2 separate regions of the Mus musculus genome follow, and region 1 is linked to region 2. Evidence: chromatin loops called from intact Hi-C (ENCODE). Cell type or tissue: left cerebral cortex. All regions are shown on one strand. Region 1 overlaps Pde4b (phosphodiesterase 4B, cAMP specific). Region 2 overlaps Pde4b (phosphodiesterase 4B, cAMP specific).

Region 1 (8,000 bases), 58 kb after region 2:
TTTTTTTCTTTAAAGGGAAGGTTGCAAGGGCAGAGGGCAAATACAAAGGGACAGAAAGATTAGTGAGATTGAGGTACATGATGGGAAATTCACAAAGAATCAAGAAAAAGTTACAAACAAACAAACAACACTGTTCTCCTCCTGGCTAAAGGACTAGGAATACACTCTAAGTTGACCCATTGCTCACTGTACTGAGGGTCTTAACAAGAGTCTAACCCTCTCTGGGCCTCAGCCTCTTCCTCTAGAGCAGAGAAACAATATCACTCATCTTTGTAAACCTTGGGATCAAATAGAACAGGAACGACAAAAGCAAAAGTGTATAAGTGGCTGGAAGATTATAACCTGTGACTCAGTTGACCATGGCCTTAACCTCCTACAGGAATGGGATACATCAAAAGAGTGGGGTTCTTAACACACTCAAAAAAGTGTGTCTTAAATTACTAAACATATGCCTATCTCGTATGGGTAGTCTTGTGAACGTCATAGCTGTGTGAAGTCTGGATATATCTGTAGCTTTTACTGTAGTCTACGGATGTGCATATATGTGCTTTTCCTTGGGTATCTCAGACAGCCAAACCTCATGTATATACATGTGCACACACACATGATTTCATTGCTCTTCTCTTTCTCTTTTTTTAAACATGGAGAAAATGAAGCCCCTTGACAGTTAATAGCCTGGTATTCAGATCAATAATCATTGATGATTAGTATTCATTAACAAGACCTCCAGCAGAAGTGTTAAAAGAAATAGAAGGTAGATCATCTGTGAGATGTACATGTGGCTTCTGGAAATAGACTCTGCTTAGCCATTAGTGGCTCTCTAACCCAGCCAGGGTAGAAAGCCTTTGTTGATGTGGACTCAAAAACTTAAGGCAACTCAGAACCTCTGGGAGATCCTAAGCAGCCGATGGGCAGCATACAGACCTTGGATATGAATAATTCACCTAATTCATCTTTGAAATCACAAGTACTTGCACTGTTATTACCAATCAATGCTAACTGGATGCATAAATAAGAGAGTGGCTAGGTCAGAGAAGCATTTTGAACCAGCAGTCTGGGGAATCCAGCCCAGACTCTATCTTTAGTTATGTGATCACCAAGGCAGCCACCCTAAATCTCTCTCCCTAGCAGGTAACACGAGAAGCTGGTCGAAGGTCTCATTAGACCTTTTCTGAGAAGAGAGATGGTGTCACACTCTCTTTTCCTTCCCAACTTCTCTTTCCCTTTCAGTTCCCTGGTGGGCAAGCAAGAAGGGATTCGGGTCTGCTACCTGCAGGAATGCATGCTGCCTGCTAAGCACATCCCCAGCATGGAGTCAGCATTCTCACTTTGGTGGGCAGTGTCTCTTTCAGGAAAACGTGGGGGAAATGAGAATGAAATTCTACAGAAAAATGAATAATTAACTCAAGGGACCCACCAACTCTTGCTGCCCACTCTATTTCTTATAGGGTTAGCTTGTCAATCTTGAGAATGAACTAGCCCCCTTGAACATCTCCTGAGGTGATAGGAGGCCAAAGAAGGAAGAACAATAGAGAGAAAGTCATTGTCCTCTCTGTCTGAGTTTATGTCGTGTAGCAAGTGTTGCCAAGATACATTGGGCTGAGTTTTATTTTTCACTTGGCAAACAAATATCCTTACTGCTTTTTAAAAATTTCCTCAGCAGTATCTCAGTATCTCCCAGGATCCCAGTGCCTTCTACTTCATAGACTGTGGAGGCAGTCTGTCAGTCTGCAGATGACCCATTCTGAGCAGAACCTAGGGATGGTATCTCAGATTTCACCTCAGCCTTGATGCCTACAGAATATGGCCCCAAATTTACCAGTGAAGTTCATAAAGTACAAATTGAATGCAGATTCCTTTTCAGCTCAGGTAGGAAAATAATATGGAGAGATGTGTGTAAGCTGGCAAAACTGAAAAAGCTCCCAACAATACCTTTTTTAGTGAGCCCTGGGTTATCTGAAACCAAACAACTGCTGGAAATGGGAAGGTCCCAGAGTGAAACCCTGGAATACAAACATCCACTAACAAAATCGGGGAAAGTATCAAAGATGCTAGGTAACAATGGATCTTACATAAGATTTAGAAACACCATTAAATCCAGTAATTTTTCTCTAAGATGTTAACTCAAACATTTTATCTGTTTAATACATAGCACACAAAGATGTGCCAATGGATATATGAAAAGTAGAGTCCATCTGAAATGACAGAATTTAATCCTGAAAGTCCAACTGATCAAATAGCTCCCTTGAGGGAGGCAAGTGCTTCTACCTGCGTCTGGTGTGCTAGTTTCAAGAGTTACCATGCATTGGGAAGTCTCGCTTCTGTATGTGCCAGCTGCTCTTCTTTTATGGAAATAAATCAAAACCACAAGGAATCTTGTCTTTCTGGAATACACATGGTCATTTAACAATATTCATATAGTCCTGAAAAGAGCAAGGGAAGGTGGTTATCCCAATGGGGAACCTGGGGTTTTATACAGTGTCTTGCCTAAGGTCACAGAATTAGCAACTGATAAAACAGTATTCTAATCCAATTATGTATATTTCAAAGTCTGAGTACTTAACTACTTGGCTGCACTACCTCCTGCTAGCCATAGCAACAACGGATTCTAATGAAGGCCAGCATGCCAACTTCACTGCAGTCATTCTGAATGGAAGCATGCTCTGTTGTTTGTGCGAAATGGACTGCAGTGGACCAAGGACTGCGCCTATTGCATACCAAATGCTCAGTAACTGAACAGTCTTTTTTATCCCAAGTCTGCTAATCAGACACGTATTAAGCATTAGACAGTTCATACTGACACAAAACACAACATAGATTTGCCTTCAAGAAATCTAGCAGGCAAGAAAAACATGAGAATCTTTTTTTCTCATTTGTATCATAGCATAATAAAGCAGAGGTAAGTCCATGAGGCCAAAGAGAGTGCTCCACTCACAGGGCCCCAGAGGAAGGGATGTTGGCTTCTGAGCAGAATCTTAAGCAGCTAGAATTAGGAAAGAAAGAGGAAGTGGGGTGGAAACAAACTGACGTGCTCTGGGCAGAGAAAATGACATGCAGGAAAGTGAAAGACCCCTTGGTGTTTGAGGAATTGCAAGCATTTTATCAGAAAGGAGAGAGTGTAAGAGAAATGTTTCTCAAAATTGGCTATACCGTGCTTTATCAGTATGTCTTTTTGGAAGAGACTTGGGAGGACAGGACAGATACCGGGAAGTATACTAAGGTCCAGTAGTGAGCTGTCAGATCTCAAGCTATTTAAAACAACCCAGGGGATAATGGAAGAGAACAAAATAGAAATACCAGATGGACATGTATACCAAAGCCAAGCATTGTTTCACAGAACACATGGACATATGGGGACTGAGTCACAATGTGAAGAGTATTTCTTATTGTAGATCATGATTAAAGAAAGAGACAAAAGAAAATCACTCATCTACTCCACACTCAGTATGAACTTGGGCAGCACCTACGGGGGGCTGGGGGGTGGGGAGCCACCGTCCATCTAATTCTTCAGAAGACAGGCAGGCTTCTGGGAAGGAACCAATCCTATTTTCTCAAACATTTTTCTATATTCTAAAGCCCACCATTTAATTTTAACTAGTAAGTGTCTAAAAGATAGAGATAAAATCTAGCTTCAGGGGACAAATATTTTGGATAAGTCACAGGTATTTCCACTTTAAAGAACTGAGAAGAAAATATGCACACAAAATGAAGTTGCAAATGATTCCAAGAAAGTTTGAGACCTGTAAAGAGTTCTCGGACTCAGTGATGTTTTCCAGCAAGTGAGTCACCCAGGAGCAGAGCCAAGGCCTGAGTCACTGAGCGCGCCCTGCACTGCACCTTTGTCCTCTGTTCTTTCACGGGGCTTCCCCTAGAAATTCCTTTTGGACTTATTCCTTATTTTCTCCCCAGTCTCTTGCCAGGTTCTCTGCTCTTTGATTTTTCCTTTACTGTGTGTTTCATTTTGTTTTGTTTTGTTTTTTTTCTTTCCTCTTCATCTGTCTGATTATCCTCAGTTTATAAAAATATAATCCAAACACAAAGAACCTATACATAAAATATGGCTTTGAAAAGAAAGAACTTAAGATTTATTTTTACATATGTATTTTCAAAGTATGAATGTTGAAGAGAAAATTGACAGAAGTGTTTTAATGAATACTTTTTTTGGGGGGGGGGGGGGAGGCTTGAGACGGGGTTTCTCTATATAGCCCAGGCTGTCCTGGAACTCACTTTGTAGACCAGGCTGGCCTTGAACTCTGGCTAATATGGTCTATGAGGATGGAGGAAACTGATAAAAACAAATACAAAATTCACCTTGGGCCTAAACAAATTAGGTTTGGTGGCCACTGTCAGGAGAGTTACCAAGAAGGTGGTATCTAGTAGATCTGCCCGCACATTCGTCTAGGAATAAACATCAGAAGTTGACTCTAGAAATGCCTGTTTCCCAAATCCTACTGATCTACCCTTCTTCTTCTTTTTTTTTTTTTAAATCAGTTTACCTCTCTTCTGTAAGGCGTAAGCATTGACTCGCTTGGGTGGAGCTGGCACTGAACCACACAATTTTTGAAGTTGATAGAAAATTTGAAAGGATAGTTCAGAATTTTTAAGTAGTTGACTAGAAATAGCACACCTGGCCACACAGGAGAATTAGATGGCTTCTTGGTTGAGATTTTTTGTACCAAGAGGATTTTGTCAAATTCTAATTTGTTTGTTTTCTTTCATGTTTCAATTAAAAAAAAAGAAGCACCATGGTTTTTATTAAATTTCTTATAGAATTTGAGAATTACTGTGGTGATTTAAATCCCCAATGGCCCAGGCCTGAAGGCCAGAGATGGTGAATGGTTTGGGCCCAAGATATTCTCCATCAACCTGATATCGTATATAAAATGCATAATAGTGCTCAGCAAATATAAAATCCAAAGATCTTTAAAATGACCATGAAGGAAAAGAATGAGAAAAGAAGTTAAGGTAAGAAAGATCCCAGTGAGCTAGTTGTATGGCTAGTGTTTGCAGCAGGAAGGGGGTCCTCAGGGAGACTTCAGACCTCTGCTTGTCTTTCTGTCCTTTTAGATGACCTTCCAAGAGTTACAGAGCAGGCTGCTGCTGCATGTCTGTCTCAGCAGGCAGAGTGAAAACACAGGGGATTTGTTTCGAGTGTGCTTTTCCCTGCTTCCTCATCTGACCTCAAGGACTCCAGAAGGTAATTTTGTGAAGCTCTGGTGTGTAGATGTGAAGACCTGAATCATTTTATGTCACAACAGAAACCACTAAGCCAAATGCCACAGACCAAATTACCACGTCATCGGCATCCCTCAGATAGGTTGTTGTGGCAGGTCTGGGCAGCTGGGTGACCAGAATTCTCTATCTGGGTTTGTTTTCCGATTATCCTCAGTAGGGGGTGGGGTGGGGATGGCCTTCTGCAAACATCAGTACCTACAGTCCTTTGGAACATACTCCAGCTTCATCAAAGTTATTATGGGACAGAAAGGCAGGAGAAATGTTTATGTTCCTTTTCCAGTGGCAGAGTCAGAGTACTTTAGATGGTTTAAGGTATTATCATGTCTACAGAAGAGAGGAAGAACAAGGTGAGATGAATTTCTGAGCAACCAGGACCCTCAAAACTGAGAAAAGGGTGCATGGTACATGAGACAAGGTTTTAAATTAGTCTGGTCCTAGTGATCAGAGTCAGTCCTGGAATACTTTACCTTTTGATCTTCGCCCACTCAGTAACAGTTGTCACTATCTTCACATGGACAGGACAGGGAAGGAATTCCATGATTGAAAGACATTTATGCAGTGGTTTTTAAATACTAGTTTACACAAGAATCCAATGGTGTTATTTTAAAACGCAGATTCTCCAATCCTTGCATAGAAGAAACTCAAATCTTATTCTTAATCCCAGTGTGGACCATTTGCCTCTGAGTATGTGTGGAAATGGAGATCTTCCATATGAGCCTTCATTTACAGACACCCTAACTCACAGGCCACAACCACGTAAGTGTGTCTTGTTGCCAAAGACTTATCATCAGGATAGCCACAGGTAACCTAGATGAATAAGATGCCTAGATAGCACATCTGAATATTCCAATTGACCTCAATATCAGGAATGTGTTGTAAAGGTCAGATTTCAATTTGAAATTACATGGTGGGAAAAGATCAGGCCGTGGCTTGTCCCCAGAGCACATGTTGCTCGGCGTGGGCTGTCACGTGTGTCAGCACATTTGACTTGAGGGGGAAATTTTCCCAACACAGGTCACCATGCTTGCATAAAACCAACAAACCACAAGATTTTCACTTCACCAGGCTCTCAAAAGAAGGAAATATGAATAAAATCCATTAATTCTCCAACCACCTCCAATGAATTAATCCCTTATTTTAAGAACATGGGAAAATAGAACCCAGTTTTAATATAGCTGGAAATGAACATCATAGTCTCTCTAAGTAAGTTTCATAGGATAGTGACAATATGATAACTAGAAGAAATGTGGAACAGCTCAAGCTGACAAAAATGCTTCTTGCTGAAAGAGCTTGAATCCCAGAGACTGGCTTCTACTCTCTCCTTTTACACTTGGACAGCTTTCTATCTGTAGAAAAAAAGTACTCAACCTCTCTAAAGTTCAGCCTTTTTATCTATGAAGAAGAGATGCCAAGGAAACTAAGCTCACTGGTTGTTTGAAAGTACATGAAGATGCTGTTCAGGAAAAACTCAGCTTAGTCACTCACAAAAGCACATGTTCATGAAATGTTATAGACATCACCACTGTCAGAAGAAAGCATTCCGTACTAAGGAGAGATTTTGCATCCTTCCATACCCATGATATCTTGGCATTGCAGAACGAAGGTAGTAAATGCTAGATCGAGAAAGGACCTTGCCCCTGAGAGAAGGCCTGCAAGGTTGACCAGATAGTGTCTAGCTTAGACCTCATGTAAGTATGAAACTCAAAAGCAGCCAGTCCATTGCTAATACCCTCTGGATGGTTCTGTAGCTGACTCTGCATATTTCTTTCATGGATGTTACAGTTTTCCCCTGCTGAGTGGTAGGTAGGAGTGGGGTGTTGGGGGGTAGTGGGGGTCATGGGGGTATGCAATGTAGAAGGTTCTCTGTGGCTAAGCAGATCTGTGAGCATATACTAAGGGCAAGAATGGTAGTGGACCCCATCATTACTCCTGGAATTGAAATCAACCCACACCTTCCAACGGCATCAATTGCATCAGTTCAATGAAGGGTGATTTGCTGAGTGCATAGCAAATCACTTGTATTTGGGCTTGAATTCACCTCATCTTCCTTATTTAAGATCTCAAATGAACTCTCAACTCTGCCTGGAAGACCCATTGTTTCAATGTTTCTCTTACTTTTTCAACACCCCCCCAATACAATTTAATATACCCATTAAAGTATGAGAGAACTTTAACAGAATTTGTAACCTTTTCTTCTGTTGTTTCAATTTTCTCCCTGTTAGGTCCTAGTTGGCTTTAATATACTCCAACGTACTTATGGTGGCCTAAAGAGCCCATGGATGTGCCTGGTCCCTTCTGCCATCAACTTCTCTACCAGAGAGTTTATTCCATTCCAACACACTGCCTGTTTTCTCCCCTGCATCATCCTCAAGGCTCTGGACATTGTTCCTCCTTCATTCTGGACCATGACAAATTCCTCTCCAAGAAACAAGGCCCCAGTTCTAGGGATGACAGTGTCTCATGATCTGATTCTTGCTCCCATCAGCTTGTGTAGATGTCTCCTCCACAAACTGCTTGTCCTTGCTATCTTATCCCTAGACCAGGTTCACTTTGTTCTTCATGAATCCCTCTCTGCATTCCTAGCTCGCAAAGTGCCCTTGCTCCTCAGAGACCTGATAGCACCCGATTCAGTATCACATTGTGTACTTATTCGGGCCAGGACGTGTTAAGTAAAGGGTGTGAGCAGAGAACATCTTTGACACATGTTCACACTTTATATCCGTGGGTATGTTAGGCCTGTTCTAACATTAATATGCATTTATTTT
Region 2 (8,000 bases):
ATTTAACAAAAGCCCATTTTATTATATTTTTATTCCTTTTTATGTAAAAATGCATATGAATTTATTTAGGCTCAGTTTAAATAAGAAAATAATGTTAGAAAAATAAATGGCTTCATAACCTTCAAATAATTCTTTAAAAGCTTTGGTTCATTACCATTTGAGGTTTTGGGGAAGGTTATAATTTGATTTTCTTCATGTCTTGTGCCTATTAATTTTCTAATAAATAATAAGGCCTCTTATTCATAATAGGCATTTTAGTTCCTAATATGTTTATGGTTATTAACTATTGATAATCTCAGTTAGTTTTCTTTTAAATTTACAAGGTAAAAACAGAGCTAGTATTAATATAAATGAATATCTAGATGCCTGTAAAAGCTCTCCTGTATATCACTATTACCTATTAACTATCAAAACCTGTATTTCCCTTTGCAGGGAATTCTGAGTGCTTGTGATGTCTTGCTACAGGGACACCTGTAGGGGCACAAAGGTAGTGATTGGTTCCATTGCTGACCCAATCCTTCCTCGGACTAAATGATACCCATAGCTGAAATAGTTAATGTGGCTCTCAGAAGTGCGCACATTTATCTTTGCTTGTCACAGTGAAAATCAGTACAGCAGCAGCCTCCCCATTTGAGAATGGCATGCGTCCAGGTGACATGCTGGGATAGGGCTGACTTGCTTTCAGACTCCTGCAGATGATGGCATACCCATGTGTCCTCCTGGGGGGCACATCTGCCTGCTCACAAGCCCTGGAGACACTCTGTCAAAGCAAAGCAAGTACAGCAAGATAGGGCCAGCTTCATGCTCAGCCTACCACCTGGCTGTTGGGGGAGCCAGCACCCCTGAAAGGCCTTGAGGAGCTAGCTCACAAGTCTGTAACTTTTGATTAGAGAATTTTAGTCACTTCAATTAATTTAGAGGTTTTGAAAGTATTTGGTGTCAAATGGCACTGAGGAAATTAAAACAATCCACAAATGTATAGGCCACACCCAAATCTATCTGCTATCTATCTATCTATCTATCTATCTATCTATCTATCTAAATTCCCCTTGCTGTCTGGATGATCGGCACTAGATTTGGGAACAAATAACAACCCCACACTCATTTCTCAGATGAAGTCAGCAATTTGCCCAAACTCAAAGGATGACCTAGTTAACACATATTTATTCTGCAATTACTTTGTACATAGCAATTTAATAGCCCAGAGCCCAGGCCTTAGGGTTCCTGTTAAAAATCTTTTTCCAGTCTCTGGTGTGGAAAGTGTATGTTATTTTACTTTTGAAGCTCCCTTTTTTTCTGTCACTCCATGGCTAATAACTACCACATTCTGCTAGAACGAAAGCCTGTGCTTTCCCCAACTACTGCTCTTCACATTTGGTATAAAATGTTGTTGGATTCCCCAGTGCCTCTGCAGATTTAAGCATCTCTGGTGGGACCAGCAGCTTTTCTGGTTTGGGTTAATTAAAGGTTCCCTGTACCAGTCAGTAACTGAGCAGAACAACTGTTGTGCCTGGAACACAGCAATGAAGAAGAGCATTATACACCGTGGGACCAGTGACATTCATGGGTGTTCCCCTACGCAATCACTGGAACAAGCACAAGGCTTCCCTACTTGGAATTTCCTCTGGTAAGCAATTAACCAGATTCCTATGGAAACAACCTGAATCACAGACTCCAAAAAAAAAAAAAAAAAAAAAAAAAAAACCCTCAGTAGATTAGCATTTTTAGTTGTCAGAATAATGGTGGAGACACCGCGGGCTACTTCAAAGCAAGCATGTAAACAAACAAAAAAGCACCTATGAGAACTGGTCTTAATCAAACACTGTTAGTGGTACAATTTGAAGGGTTTTGCTTGCTAGATCCTGTGACCATGACAATTCTAAGGCTCTTTCCCTCAAACCTTAAAAATTCTAGCTTTCGAGGTTGGATGCTGAGTACGTTTAAAAAGAAAATTTTCTTTACCCGTAAAAATACCGACTAGCTTTCAATATAACAGGTTAAAAGCTTGTTTTATATTTGTGGTCTGCTCCTACAGCCTTTTTACTTCTCCTGAGACTAGGTACTCCAAAGTCCACTTTTCCCAGCAGCATGAAATCCACTACCATATAATAGCATTAGCAAGTGCCTCGGCTGGCCCATGGTTTATTGCCTGGCTCTCTGTGTCCCTACCTAAACATTGTCCTTTCAGATGGGAAAACCCACAAGTTTCATAGACGACTGGCTTAGGAGATACACCCTTTCTTTCTCTCGGGCAGGATTGAACACTCTCCCACTCTTGCTGAGATATTGTCTTCTCCATGTGTTCTGCAATGATTGTTATTTTCAGAACAAAGTCTTTTATATACCAAGGAATTATTAACCCTTCCTTTGTATTTCCAACCATCCTGATTTCTACAGAAAAAAAATCCAAAATAGTAATCCACATCACACCCTTAGAGGGGATTCTATTCCTTGTGCTTTCATGAATTTCGATAAAGGATGGTATCTGGCATTTATTTCTAACAGCCTAAAGAGTTAATAGTTCTGGCTCAGAAAAAAAATATTAGTCAAGTGACTTTAGATTGGTTATTCCTTCATTCTTCACAACTTCAGCTCTGTTTTCTGTATAATGAGGAAATTGTGTCATGAGGCCCTTAAAGTCCACTACAGATATGACAGTTTATGAGGAGGCCTCAAGGTCCTCCAGGGACAGCCCCTCTCCCCCAAGACAGGGTTAAGAGTCCCCTGCTCTGCATTTGTAGTTCAGAAGCAAGCTTTGATTGTCTATACAAATTGTAAGGCTGATGCATATTACAGGGGGGTCAAGTGTGTCTCAGGGAAGCTGCTGAGTAACTGTGCCCGTGACAGACTCACAGAATGGCACAGTTGAAGGAGCTGAAGGGCTGCATCTCTCCCCAGGTTCCCACATTTCAAATGAAGCACTTGATGCCTCTTGTGTGTCTGCATCTTTTTTTCCTGTGTTTAAGAACCTGCCTCTTTGCCCACCTAGCCATGTACACATTCAAGGGCATATACACACATCTATACACACACCACCCTTCTAATACTAACACTGAGGGAAGTTAGTGCTGATTTTACGCCTGTTGTCAGTATCAAGTGTCCTGAAAACAGTTCCCAGCTTAGGAAAAATAATTGCATGTTTCATGAACCAAGGTATGTATCTGAGACAGTGTGAGGAAGAGTCCTGTGTTCAGAGATAATGGGGAAAGCCAAGAGACGAAAAGGATTGTGATTATGCCTTCTCTTTGTTTATATTCCAGCCACCACTGGACCATGAGTATGTGTAAAAATTCCTCTCCTTTGTTCTCTGGGAAACATTGTTGCAACTGCAGCTGGGAACAGCAGGTGCTGGAGGACACCCACACATGGCAAGAAGGGGGTAGGATGGTCTCTGCCTGCTAATCTGCAGTTCGTTGGAAGATGAGGGCTGCACAGTAAGGCTGTGCTGAGCATTACCGCATGGGTGGCTGCTGAGAAAGCCAGTTGATATCCTGTTAGGAGGAACTAACTGCTTTGGAGGAAAAGATAGATTTTTTAAAAACAGAGCTGCAGACAGACTGCGCTCCATAAGACACCAAGGCAAACACTCATTTACTAAGGGGCTGTGCCAAAAAGAAAGCAGGGATGCTCAGCTGGAAGAATGGGTCACTTCCTTGGGGGAATCAAATAAGGAGCTGCGTAAGCAAGTATAGTTCAGAGCAGGAAGAATCCAAATGTCAGGGTTTCTCATGCATTTTGAGGTACAGATAGACCAGTTCTGCAGTCCTCATTAAAACAGGCAGAATGGGTTCATGATACAAAAGTTCCCCTTAAGAAAATGTAAGAAATTCCCAAGGGTCAAACAAGACCCTGGGAGGAACTGAGGACCACCCCTGCAAACCTATGGCCAGTGCTCTGTGTGAAGTCCCGTCCACATAACTGCAGAGAGCAGAAAACCATCAGAATGAGAAGACAACGGTACAGCTTAGAGAAAACAAGGCCTCTCAGACACCAGCCCTACCCCCTACACACATGCATTCATCTTTAAGAAATAATCCACCAAAGCGACAGTCAATTTTTTCCAGAATATGCTCTCTGGGACTCTGCATGCATGACCCTTACAAACACCTAAAAGGAAAGCTTCTTGTCTTAAACCAGTTACAAGAAGATTTTTTTTTTTAAAGAGATGCTAGTGTTGCTGGGTAAGGTTGCAGACCTTCAGCTGCTCTAGAGGTCCCTGCAGGACCGGGGCAGTAATGAGAAACCATATAAATGCAAGCAGCCCACCATAGCCTGAGGTTCAAAGGGTATTTTCATTTCAGAAATATCTTCTTGCTTATTGTTTTCCTATAGAAAATGACTTTAGCTCATTTTTTGGATGGATTTTTTTCTGCATTTAACCTCACTCCAAATTCACAGGGATGCCCTTGGTAGACTGTAAAAATTCACCCTGCAGAAGCTCAGTGGGTTTTTCTGTTAGCATCTTACCTAAGAACGTGTTTGAAATGTACTCAGACACCTGGTTCCCTGATCTGCTCATCTCTGAGAGGTGTGTCAGCTCCCGGTTCAGCATCCTTTTGAACTGTTTATAAAGAAAAGAAAATGCATTAAGTGTCTGGGAAAGAGCAAACGATTGCTGGATTGCTGTACTTCCAACTTCACTTTCTAGGAACCAAGAGACTGTATCATCAGCCAATTTCATTAGGTTAATGAGGGCTACAATAGAAATCACAATGTCCCCTCAATTTGAAAGCATCCCAATGTCACTGTAGGAAAAAAAATAGTTGTTAAAATCTCTTAAAATTGTTTTCTGGTTGATTTTTGAAGTGGCAAACTCAGGAAAAGAAATTTTAATAAAGGCCAAAATAATGTCACTTGAATTAGGAAAACTGGGGATAATCCTAAAAATATAGTTTGATGTGATAACGTATTCAGTGAAAACAGATTAAGTGAAAAGTTTAAGAAAAAATGAAAAGAAGAGCAGAAAGCATTTTTTTAAAACAGAGTTGAGAAGAACCAGAATTGAAACACATTACAGTACATTAAAATACAAGGCAAGAAAACATGTCTTATTTCATTTTAAGAAGCACCTGTGGGCTAACCGTACATACAAATTAAACCACTGCTCATGCCGTCCACTCCATGAAATACAGAGGGACATAAAACAATCACATTCTATCAGAGACACAGAACACAATCAGATTAACCCACCTTGATATAACCCCAAGAAACAGATAATAAATAGTTTGCCTCAGGCATTTTGGAAGCTCTTCTTGCCACAATCCACAGATCCCTTTGAAAGAATTCAGTTCTAAGAGAGCGGTCTCCAGGGGGATCAGGAAACCTCTGCAGTTCCAGTGGATAAAGAACCAAAACTTAGAAAAGACAAAGCCTTCCAGACGGGTGGTACTCCCTAATCCACAGCAAGCTGGTCTTCATTCACACCCCATCCTTGCAAGAAGCCTATGCGCTCGCTCCCTCCCTCCCTGCTTATTTCCAGGCAGAAGAGAGTAATGAAACCCGGAATTGTACGAAGGAGGAGCAAGAGCCTGTATTCAGCTGGCCGGTTTGAAGCACTTCTTCAGTTAGGAACAGTCCTGGTGCCCGGAGGGGTTTCCACCCTAGATTAGTCCAACTCTGCCAGGGAGCAGGGAATCTCTTTCCCCTCGGGAGCTGTCTGACTGGGAAACAGCCATCTTTTAAAAAGGAGAAGATTAAAATGGAGGAAGCCCCATGAATATTTAAGTAAACCTGAGGTCCTACCCTCCCCCGTTCCAGCTAGGTGTTCTTTAACCCTCTCTTCCTCTGCAGACAGCCCTCTGCAGATGCAGCCTGACACAGCAGCACTCAGCTCTTCTAATTGCTTCCAAGTGATGGTACATTTGATTAATTGACGCCGAGCTTTGCTTTTAATTTTTTTTTTTTAAATTGGAAAAGGTTAGAACTGTAACTGCTTTCTGACTTGGCTTCCAGGGTAGGAGAATTTCTTTCCTACCAGCTTTTGGTACATTATTTGCCCACCAACTGGGTGCCGATGCATTAGTCTCTTTTCCCCGTGGACTGAATGGGGATGGAATTAATTTATTTGGTTCAAAAAGTACTTCATATGCAGTGTGCAATTTTCTGCACTCAGTAAGTTCATTAATATGCTTATTACATCATATTCTGCAAATGGATTAAATTCATAACCTTTCCGTGTAGGGTCCGGAGTACGCTAGAAAATCTGAGATAGCATTTGCTGCATGAACAACGATTTATCTGGCGTTATGCTTATTTGATATTTTACGGCTGTTACGTCTTATAATTCATGCTAGAAATGTCTCAGAGTTAAATTATTTTAGTTTCATTTTAGCAACCCAGGACATGCTGAAAATGACATTCTTTTCCTGGCTCCCCTGCCAGCCTCTTCTTGTCAGCATTACAGTGCAGGCAGTGGGATGCCTTGCCCTAGCTGACTTCATTTCTCCCCACCTCCCCTACATCCTATTTCCTAGCCTTCCTCGGAGTTCCTGTATTGCATGTTGAAGGATCAGCAAAGCACCATGGCAACAGCCCGAACTTGTAATTGGCTCTCTTTCCTGTGAGGCAATTCCCTTTCCAAATGAGCATCCTGCCTCTGACAATAGCTTCACTTCAGGCATCTAAGACTCAGGTCAAACCATTGCTTCCCCAGAGAGATGCCTTTTGAGGTGAAGCGAGGCTGAACCTGAGTCTCTGCCTGTTGGCTCACTGTACCTCCCACTGTCCTCAGAGATACAACCACTGTCTTTCTGGGTATTCCTGCTTGTGTATGTGTGTATGTTTTCAAGTGTAGCCCGACACCTCTGGGTCAATCATTTCTGCTTTTAGACTACATGTTGAACCTCAGTGCAATTTTGAACTCCAGGTGAATTGCATAAATTCCAAGTTATGTGTTAAGATATAACCCTGTCACTATGGCCTCTCCAAGCCATGAAACTAGCTCTTACTGAAGACTGGGAAGTTGGGAAAGACAGCTTAATGAGTACTGATTGGTCTGCTAGTGTTTCGCAAAGTAACAAACTTTAAACTACAGTAAACATATCTTACATAAAAGCTTAGAGACTAATGATCTCGTATCTAATCCTCCACCCCACCCCCTGCACAAAATTTAGCCAAATATAATAGATATAATAGCCAGGCATTTTGGTTTCTTTGATATCTCTGAAATACTTGCAAACATTTTGGAGTCCACTAGGACTGTCCCACCTCAATCAAACCATTCTGTCATGTTTTCAACAAACACCAATGGGACACCTCAAATGGCCATGCAAAGCAGTTGGGGAAAAAGCAAGCAAAAGAGCAAACACAAGTTCTCTTAGGGTTTCAATCAACTTTCATTCTAGAAGAAGAGTCAGACCTACTAGGATCCACCCACTAATCCTCATTTAACAGTCTGAAGAGGGTAAGGAGGACTATTTAGTGGTTTGGTTGGCTGCTCTGTTCAGGAGACGAGAGCAGGCCAAAAATGAATCATATATGGCAAGATACTTTGTTTCCCCTCTGTCCTTCATATAACTTTTCTTTGTCATAGAAACCTGTTGGGATTCGCGGTTCATCAGTCTGTGTGGTAGAGGATGGTGGTTTTTAGCCATGGGGCTAAGTAAACTACACACCTTCTGTATCTTTACAGAAGGGGTCAGTGTGCTCATGCAAGTAAACAGAGGAATACCATCTCCCTTATATCCACGCCTAAATGAATTCTCCTGTGATCCTATTACTAAGGGCAGGCCAATGCATACCAAAAACAAAGTTGTCCAAAGTCATCCAAAGGTAGCCATAAAATACACATGGCGAAGTACACAAATGGAGGTCATCCAGGATCAGAAACCAATCTAGACCTTCTAAATGTTGCTTAGCAACCACCACTGGTTTTCCTCAGCAAGGGAGGGCCCCACCACACTGACTAGGGCAATCATTGCTCTCATTTAAAAAAAAATTATGAAGGGCCCACTTGTTTGGGGGCTCTGAAAGACTAAGAAAGGCAGATGTGGCCTTCTAAC

The links. A loop is a pair of places that touch in the nucleus more often than their neighbours do. Peaks named below come from ENCODE experiments on the same cell type or tissue, not always from the same donor. Only the 100,000 strongest peaks of a DNase experiment are listed, where the experiment ranks them.
Region 1: it touches region 2 in a loop (4-fold over the local background); 2 of 42 quality-filtered maps call a loop at or near these places.

Annotation. Positions count from the first base shown.
Region 1 is chr4:102,529,193-102,537,192 of GRCm38, reverse strand. All of the region lies in intron 5 of Pde4b (phosphodiesterase 4B, cAMP specific), which reads right to left. Among named protein-coding and RNA genes, the nearest start is that of Gm52668, 18 kb to the right of the region's middle. In left cerebral cortex, no CTCF peak of the experiment used is centred here; DNase peaks (open chromatin) are centred at 2,670, 2,986, 3,302, 3,803 and 2 more places; H3K27ac peaks cover 2,988 bases.
Region 2 is chr4:102,587,392-102,595,391 of GRCm38, reverse strand. It overlaps Pde4b (phosphodiesterase 4B, cAMP specific), which reads right to left. Exons shown (of 15, transcript NM_019840.2): 7 at 4,468-4,561. Among named protein-coding and RNA genes, the nearest start is that of Gm52667, 22 kb to the right of the region's middle. In left cerebral cortex, no CTCF peak of the experiment used is centred here; DNase peaks (open chromatin) are centred at 3,450, 3,889, 5,548, 6,505 and 4 more places; H3K4me3 peaks cover 4,961 bases; H3K27ac peaks cover 6,420 bases.